Regions from separate parts of the Homo sapiens genome. Here region 2 is linked to region 1. A link is a contact called in ENCODE POLR2A ChIA-PET data. All regions are on one chromosome and are shown on one strand. The core of a region is the stretch at or near the end of the contact, and the rest is flanking DNA. Distances in the headings are between cores, read along the strand shown. Region 1 overlaps TNFRSF8 (TNF receptor superfamily member 8). Region 2 holds the start of AADACL4 (arylacetamide deacetylase like 4).

The links. ChIA-PET counts read pairs that join two places held with the same protein, here RNA polymerase II (POLR2A).
Region 2: POLR2A ChIA-PET joins it to region 1 with 17 read pairs in RWPE1. The contact joins the promoter of AADACL4 here to the enhancer-like site in region 1. POLR2A ChIA-PET finds 5 or more read pairs at or near these places in 3 of 52 experiments (H1, RWPE1 and activated naive CD4-positive, alpha-beta T cell).

The regions. Positions count from the first base shown.
Region 1 is chr1:12,076,704-12,080,623 of GRCh38, reverse strand. All of the region lies in intron 1 of TNFRSF8 (TNF receptor superfamily member 8), which reads right to left. It also overlaps the pseudogene RNU6-777P and the pseudogene RPL23AP89. Among named protein-coding and RNA genes, the nearest start is that of TNFRSF8, 15 kb to the right of the region's middle. RefSeq lists enhancers at 1,130-1,289, 1,610-2,608. Within about 2 kb of position 1,668, at least 2 of the 41 ENCODE cell types and tissues checked have a DNase peak (open chromatin) inside an H3K27ac peak, as active enhancers do.
Region 2 is chr1:12,641,835-12,645,956 of GRCh38, reverse strand. AADACL4 (arylacetamide deacetylase like 4) reads right to left here and starts at 1,872. Exons shown (of 4, transcript NM_001013630.2): 1 at 1,243-1,872. The coding sequence starts at 1,410.

The DNA of each region.
Region 1 (3,920 bases), core at 419-2,918:
AACGCACCATTGCACTCCAGCCTAGGCAACAAGGGTGAAACTCCATCTCAAAAAAATAAATAAAAATAGGTATTAAAAGCCCAAATATCCTCGAAAGAGCGTTCCCAGGAGAAACAAGCTCGACCACTCTGCTATCAAGTTCCCACTGACCACAGAGTCTGCCATGAAGAAGATAGAAGACAACAACACACTTGTATTCACTGTGGATGTTAAAGCCAACAAGTACCAGAGCAAACAGGCTGTGACAAAGCTCTATGGCATGGATGTGGCCAAGGTCAGCACCCTGATTCGGCCGGATGGAGAGAAGAAGGCATATGTTCCACTGGCTCCTGATTACAATGCTTTGGATGTTGCCAACAAAACTGGGATCATCTTGGCTGGGCACGGTGGCTCATGCCTGTAATCTCAGCACTCTGGGAGGCTGAGGCCAGCAGATCACCTGAGGTCAGGAGTTCAAGACCAGCCTGGCCAACGTAGCAAAACCCCGTCTCTGCTAAAAATACAAAAATAAGCCGGGCATGGTGGTGCATGCCTGTAATCCCAACTACTCAGGAGGCTGAGGCGGGAGAATCCCTTGAACCCAGGAGGCGGAGGTTGCAGTGAGCCGAGATCACGCCATTGCACTCCAGCATGAGCAACAGAGTGAGACCCTGCCTCAAAAAAAAAAAAAAAAATAGAGAATTAAAAAATAAAGTAGTGATAAAAATAAAGTAGTGATAAGTATATGTAAAGAGAGTGAGAACACAGATGTACAAAGCCACATATGTAAATAGCATCTCAAGGACACGAAATGCTGGGAGGTGGTGGCTTCTTTTCAGCAATAATTCTCGGTAAATCCATAGCTTGCCACCGGAGGGCAGTCTTCTTGCTGTGCGGAGGGGCTGTGGGATCTCAACCTGGTGGGATGGCCAGCCTGTGCCTCTCAAATCCCCTTGGAAGGAGGAGCAGAGGACTTAGGGCCCCATTTTCCATGTGGAGCTGAGCGAGGAAGGGGCACCCCCTTCCCCTTACACAGGCCCTTCACCTGTCCCAGCTCCCGGTGGAGAAGGAGGCAAGGGCCGGGGCGTCTGCCGCTGCCCGGAGAAGTCTGGCCCTGTGAATTTCCAGGCCCACCCTGCCTGGCTCATCAGCTCCTGCTGCCCTGGGGAAGAGAGAGAGGGGAGCTGGGATGTGCTCGGGCCCTTGCCTGGGAGGGAAGGAGGGATCAGAAAGCGAAGAGTGGGAGGGGGAAGCCCAAGGACTGGAGGGGGGGCTTTTGGGTGGAGTTCCCCGCAGGTTCAAGGCAAAGTGAGGTGTCCACAAGGTAATGAGCTGTGCAACCGGAGGCCCTCCGCCCCACCTTAGTGGCATCAAGATAAAGAGAGGGTGGCCTAAAACCTTACCATTTTCAGGTCTGTCTATTTTCAGGTTGGTTTGGTTTTCCCTACAAGACCAGTTAAAGTTCACTTTCAAAAAGCCCCACCTGGTCTCAGCCGGACCATACCTGTGGGAGACGAGTCTAGAAGTTGTGGGGTGAGCGGGGAGTTAGATCAAATGCAAAATCCCCGAAGGGGCCAGAGCTGAGCAGGGCCAGCGAGGTAAGCACCCCTCCCCTCCCTGTCTCCTGGGGATCTCCACCGCTGTGCGCTCTGTTATTCAAGGTGAGGCCCCGGGCCAGCAGCAGGGGCACCACCTTGGAACTTTCTCAAAATGCAGAACCCCAGACCTCCCTAATTGGAATCTGCATTTTAACAAGAGCCCCAGGGAGTTTGAGATGCGCTGACCTAGCAGAAGCTGAGCAGAAAGAAGTGCAAATGCTGGAACGGTTTGCTTTCCATAGCGAAAGTAATTCTAATAGCCAACAACTGTCAGCCCATTTTACAGATGGGGGAGACTGAGACGTAAGGACGAGAAATCTGCCCAAAGTCACACAGCTGGTCAGTGTTAGGGCCAGGATTTGGCACGTGCTCTGATCCGCCAGCTTCTGCTGCCTGGGGTGGGGGGGTGCTGTAGTTCAGGGCTCTGAGATCCCTGCTCCCCACTCCCCATGAGACTGAGGGTTTTTTTGTTTTTGTTTTTTAAGACAGAGTACTCGCTCCGTCGCCCAAGCTGGAGTGCAGTGGTGCGATCTCGGCTCACTGCAACCTCTACCTCTCGCGTTCAAGCAATTCTCCTGCCTCAGCCTCCCAAGTAGCTGGGACTGCAGGCGCTTGGCACCACACCTGGCTAATTTTTATATTTTTAGTAGAGGCAGGGTTTCACCATGTTGACCAGGCTGGTCTCGAACTCCTGACCTCAAATGAGCCACCCACCTCAGCCTCCCAAAGTGCTGGGATTACAGGCATGAGCCACCATGCCTGGCCGAGACTGACTGCTTTTTGAAATGCTTGCTTCTCCCTGGCCCCCAACCTATCACTAGTTCTGTCTGTTTAACCTGCAGTTTTACCCCCACATCTACCAGCTCTTCCTCACCTTCCCGCCATCTGGACTTGACAGTGACCACCCGAGGGTCTCCTCTCGTCTACCCCATCCACCACGCCCAGCTCACAGTGCAGACACCAGACTGATCTTTTGAAAACACGATCTACTGTCTTCCCCTCCATCCTATTGAAGACCCTCAGATGGCTTCCAACCCAGCTATGAATAAAGCCCAAAGTCTTGTGTTCGCTTCGATAGCACATATACTAAAATTGGAGCAATACAGAAATTAGCATGGCCCCTGCATAAGGATGATACGGAAATTCATGAAACGGTCCATATTTAAAAAAAAAAAAAACCAAAGTCTTAACAGTGGCCCAAGAAGCCCTGCCCTCCTTGCCTGCCTGTGAAGCCCCTGGTACTCTCTCCTACCAGCCTCTTTTTGCCACTGGCACCCCACGGGCACCCCACTCCCTGCAGCAGCCTGTGCGTGCTGTTTCCCTGCCTGCACTGGTCCCTAAATCCAGTGTACCCCCATTCATCCTTGAGACCTCACTCATGAGTGCCACTTCCTCTGGGAAGCCCTCTCTGATCACCCCCATCCAGGTCATGTGCTGTGTGCCTAGCGGAAGCTTTAAGGGACTGTTGGTTTCCCTGCTCACTAAGGTTGTTGGCAGAATTCAGTTCCTTGTGGTTGTAGGACTGAGGTCTTGTTTCTTTGCTGACAGCCAACTAAGGGCTGTTCCCTGCTTCTAGGGACTGTGGCATCCTTTGGCTCATGGCCCCCTTACTCCATCTGCAAAGCCGGCAATGGTGGGCTGAGTCCTTCTCACATCACATCTCTCTCTTTGCCTCTATCATCTCTCTCTAACACAGCCAGGAAGGGTTCTCTGCTTTTAAGGACTCCTGTGATTAGATTGGGCCCGCCCTGATAATCCAGGATCATCTTCCTGTCTCAAGATCCATAGTATCAGGTTTCAAGGATTAGAATGTGTGGACATTTGGCCAGGCGAAGTGGCTCGCACTTATAATCCCAGCTCTTTGGGAGGCTGAGGCAGGAGGATCACTTGAGCTCAGGAGTTTGAGACCAGCCCGGGCAACACGGCAAAGGAGAAAAACCCGTCTCTACAAAAGATACAAAAATTAGCTGGTTGTGGTGGAATGCACCTGTAGTCCCAGCGACTCGGGAGGCTGAGATGGGAGAATCTCTTCAGCCGTGGTTGGGCCACTGCACTCCAGCCTGGGTGACAGGGTGAGACCCTGTCCCAAATTAACAATGTAGAATGTATGGACGTTTTAGGGGACTATGCGTCTACCGCCACACCCTCGCTCCTAAGCAACCACTAGACTATACCACCACACGCCGAACTCAGTAGTCACCTCCTAACTGTAGGACTCTGAACCCCTCTCTCCACACTCAGTGCTCACTTGAGCTCCAGACCAAGAGACTACCTGAAACTAAAGTCCTCCTCCTCCACCTCTTTAAACACACCCATCCCTGGCCACAGGCTCCATCCCTGGCC
Region 2 (4,122 bases), core at 623-3,122, 570 kb before region 1:
CAGAAATGCTGGGTAAATTCATGTATACCAACAAAAGTAAGCACCTACCAGATACCAGGCTCTGTGAGTGGGACTGGGCTTACAGAGATGAATAAGGAAAAAAACACCTGTGAAGCTAGGTGCAGTGGCTCACACCTGCAATCCCTACACTTTGGGAGGCCAAGGCGGGCAGATTGCTTGAGCCCAGGAGTTCTAGACCAGCCTGGGCAACATAGCGAAACCCTGTCTCTACCAAAAGTACAAAAATTAGCCGGGCATGGTGGTGCGCACCTGTAGTCCCAGCTACTTGGGAGGCTGAGATGGAAAGGATCGCTTGAGCCCAGGAGGTTGAGGCTGCACTGAGCCATGATTGCACCACTGCACTCCAGCCTGGGCAACAGAGCAAGACCCCGTCTCAAAAAAGTAAAATAAAATAGAAACAACCTATAGGTAAGTCAGTGCACTGAGGGTGAAAGTGTGCGCGGCTGAAGGAGGGGCAGGGGCTGTCAGGCCACAAGCCCGGGGAAGGCAGGAACTGGGTCTGAAATTGTTTTTGAATTCTCAGAAAAGAGCCCAGTGATTGGCACTCGGTAAATGTTTGATGCTAAAGGAAGAAAGGAAGGGAGTTAGAGAGAGCAGGAGAGAGGAAGGAAGAACGGAACAAAAGGAGGGAAGGAAGGAAGGTAGGAAGGAAACAAGGAAGGAAGGGAGGGAGGGAGGGAGGGAGGGAGGAGGGAAGGAAGAAAGGAGATAGGGAGGAAGGAAGAAGGGAAAGAAGAAAGGAAGGAGGGAGGGAAGGAAGGAGATAGGAAGAGAGAGAATGAAGGAAGGAGGGAAGGAGGAAGGAAGGAGGGAGGGAGAGAAAGAAAGAAGGAAAAAGGAAGGAAAGGAGCGGAGAAGGAGGGAAGGAAGGAAGGGAGGGAGGGAATGAAGGAGATAGGGAGGAAGGGAGAGAATGAGGGAAGGAGGAAGGAGAGGGAAGGAGGGAAGGAAAGAAGGAAAAAAGAAAGGAAAGGAGGGAGAGAAGGAGGGAAGGAAGGGAGGGAGAGAGGAAGAAAGGCAGGCAGGCTATGGGAAGGGGGAAGGAACGGAGGGAGGGAAGAGAGAGGCAAACAGAATAGCAGATACAGAAGAGACAAGTCTATCTTGAGGGAGTCCGAAGAGAGAGAGACAGAAGGGAAGTGAAAGAGGGAAAAGAGGGTAAGGTACTGAGAACAAGAGAAGAAGCCCCCAGGTTACGACGTGGCCTGAGAGTAAACTCACCAAAGTGACCAGGTAGAGGAATATGCAATGCAGGAATCTCAACTTGGCAGGATGCTGCAAGGTAGCAGGGATATCCGTGGTGAGGAAGTGCTCAAAGACAGCCCAGACAAAGACCCCCAGGAAAAAGATGGGCAATGCCAAGAGTAGCACTAGCCAGGGGACAGCCATGTTCCTGGGGCCTTGAGGAGCTGCTGCCCTGAGGAGCTTGTCTGATAGCTTATGTGAAGAGGACCTGGCTGGGTTACACCCTCCGCCTCCTCCACCTCACTCTCTCTGGGCTAAGCCTGACACCTGACACAGTGGCCTGACACAGCTTCTCAGGGTAAGCACAAAAAGGCCAATGGGAGGTGGAGGAACCTATTTCCCTAAGCAATGTGGGGACCCAGAAAAATCAATACTGCTCATCATGGGGAGTCTTGGAAGGTGAGCTTCCCAAAGATTTCAGGAAGATCAGGCTCAGATGGGCACCTCGGCTCCTGGGAACCCTAGAAAGAGATCTCATATGGGTTATATAGGCCTCCAGGGCCTGATCTTTCAACTGTAAGATAAGAGACTTCGCCAGCTTTCCTTGTCAGAGTGTGGTTAGGGTGAGCACAGCACGTCTCACCCCAGCTCCCTAGCTAGCTTCCCTAACCCCAGTTTTGTTTTGTTTTTTGAAACAAGGTCTCACTCTGTCACCGCCTATGTACCCTCTGGGCCTCTGGCCAGATCAGGGCAAAGACTGGCGTGTTTTCTGGTAGTCATAATCTTCTGGGGTCCTGGGACGGGAGACAGGAATGCCATTGCAGGCAAAACTGGGCTTTATCCAGCCTCATATTCCGCCTCTAAAAATGGTGCCAAGGGCTGGTTTGGGGACAATTTTTATCCACGTTACTTTCTTCTAAGAGAGAAAGAAATGATTGGAACCATTTCAGGAAATAGGCTTTGAGCCTGAAAATTTTAGAAATTTTAATTTGGGCCGAGCACGGTGGTAATCCCACCTGTAATCTCAGCACTTTGGGAGGCTGAGCTGGGAGGATCACTTGAGGCCAGGAGTTCAAGACCAGCCTGGCCAACAGGGTGAAACCCCCTCTCTACCAAAACTACAAAAATTAGCCGGGCATGGTGGCACATGCCTGTAATCCCAGCTACTCGGGAGGCTGAAGCTGGAGAATCGCTTGAACCTGGGAGCTGGAGGTTGCAGTGAGCCGAGATCGCACTACTGCACTCCAGCCTGGGCAACAGAACGAGACTCTGTCTCAAAAAAAAAAAAAAAAAAAAAAAAAAGGGAGAATATAGAAACTATACATATAAGAAAATACCACTACCCTTAGGGCTTAAATAGAGCACCCAAGAAAGACCCCGTTTCCACCCATAGGGATGAGACCCAGCTCTTGTTGGAAAGGGCATAGTGTGAATTTGCTGAACTGGCAAAGAAGTTGCTCAACTGCTACACCAGGGGGACTCACTGGTGTCTTCCTCTTGACACACACACTCAACAAATTTGCTGAAAATCTGCTCCCTTGGGTGCTAGGGAAAGCCATTTATTCACAGGGAGGTGTTTTACTGGAGGCACTCTGAAGTGAAACCACCCAAGGGGACTGGAAGGGAAAGTTATTAACCTCCGAGTGCTGCAGGAGCTTGGAACTAGAAGGCAGACCCCCTTTTTCATTCCTATTATTTATGTTTTAGGTTTTTGGTTTTTTGTTTGTTTGTTTGGTTTGTTTCAGAAAACAAAAGTTATAGAAGAGGCTTTACCCCAGTGAGTATATGCATGGCAGATTTTTGTGTTTTTACGTCATTGTATCTTTGTAAGAGTTTACTTAGGTTTCTCTTAGAGGGTTATAAGATTCACTATTCTGGCTAGGTGTAATTATCTTTTGTCGTTGTTGTTTGTTTGTTTGTTTTTTGTTTTTTTTTTTGAGATGGAGTCTCGCTCTGTCACCCAGGCTGGAGTGCAGTGGTGTGATCTCAGCTCACTGCAAGCTCCGCCTCCCAGGTTCACGCCATTCTCCTGCCTCAGCCTCCGGAGTAACTGGGACTACAGGCGCCCCCCACCACGCCCGGCTAATTTTTTTGTATTTTTAGTAGAGACGGGGTTTCACCACGTCAGCCAGGATGGTCTCGATCTCCAGACCTCGTGATCCACCCATCTCAGCCTCCCAAAGTGCTGGGATTACAGGTGTGAGCCACCATGCCCGGCCAGGTGTAATTATCTTTTTAAAACTCATGACAAATAATGTAATTTTTGGTTTCTTAAGCATGTTTATGGATACCCCTGAAGATAGCACACACGGGAGGAGCTTGGCCTGGAAAAGCAGATAGCGCAATTACTGCCCCCAGAGCATTTTTGAAAACAGTAGGACAATTAGCCTGCAGTTAGTGGAGGCTAATAGTTGGGTGTGAGACCAACAGAGGCACAGAGCTTAACAGAGAGATCAGGGAAGGAGAAAGTCAAGACAGCCCTGTGGAAAACACTGCATTCTTAGGGTGACTGTACACAGGACCAAGGCTGCACCACCTGAGGTGTGATATTAGAAGCTGCACACTGCAAAGGAAATAGACTTTACTGAAATAGCTTATCCACATCATTAAACAAATAAAGAAGGTCAGAACACAGGGGCTCGTGCCTGTAATCCCAGCACTTTGGGAGGCTAAAGCAGTGAATCATTTGAGCTCAGGAGTTCAACACCAGCCTGGGCAACATGGTGAAACCCCATTTCTATGAAAATAAAAATTAAAAAAATAGTGCATCTGGCACAGTGGCTCAGGCCTGTAATCCCAGCACTTTGAGAGGCCAAGGCGGGCAAGGTCAGGAGATCAAGACCATCCTGGCTAACATGGTGCAACCCCGTCTCTACTAAAAATACAAAATATTAGCCAGGCGTGGTGGTGGGCACC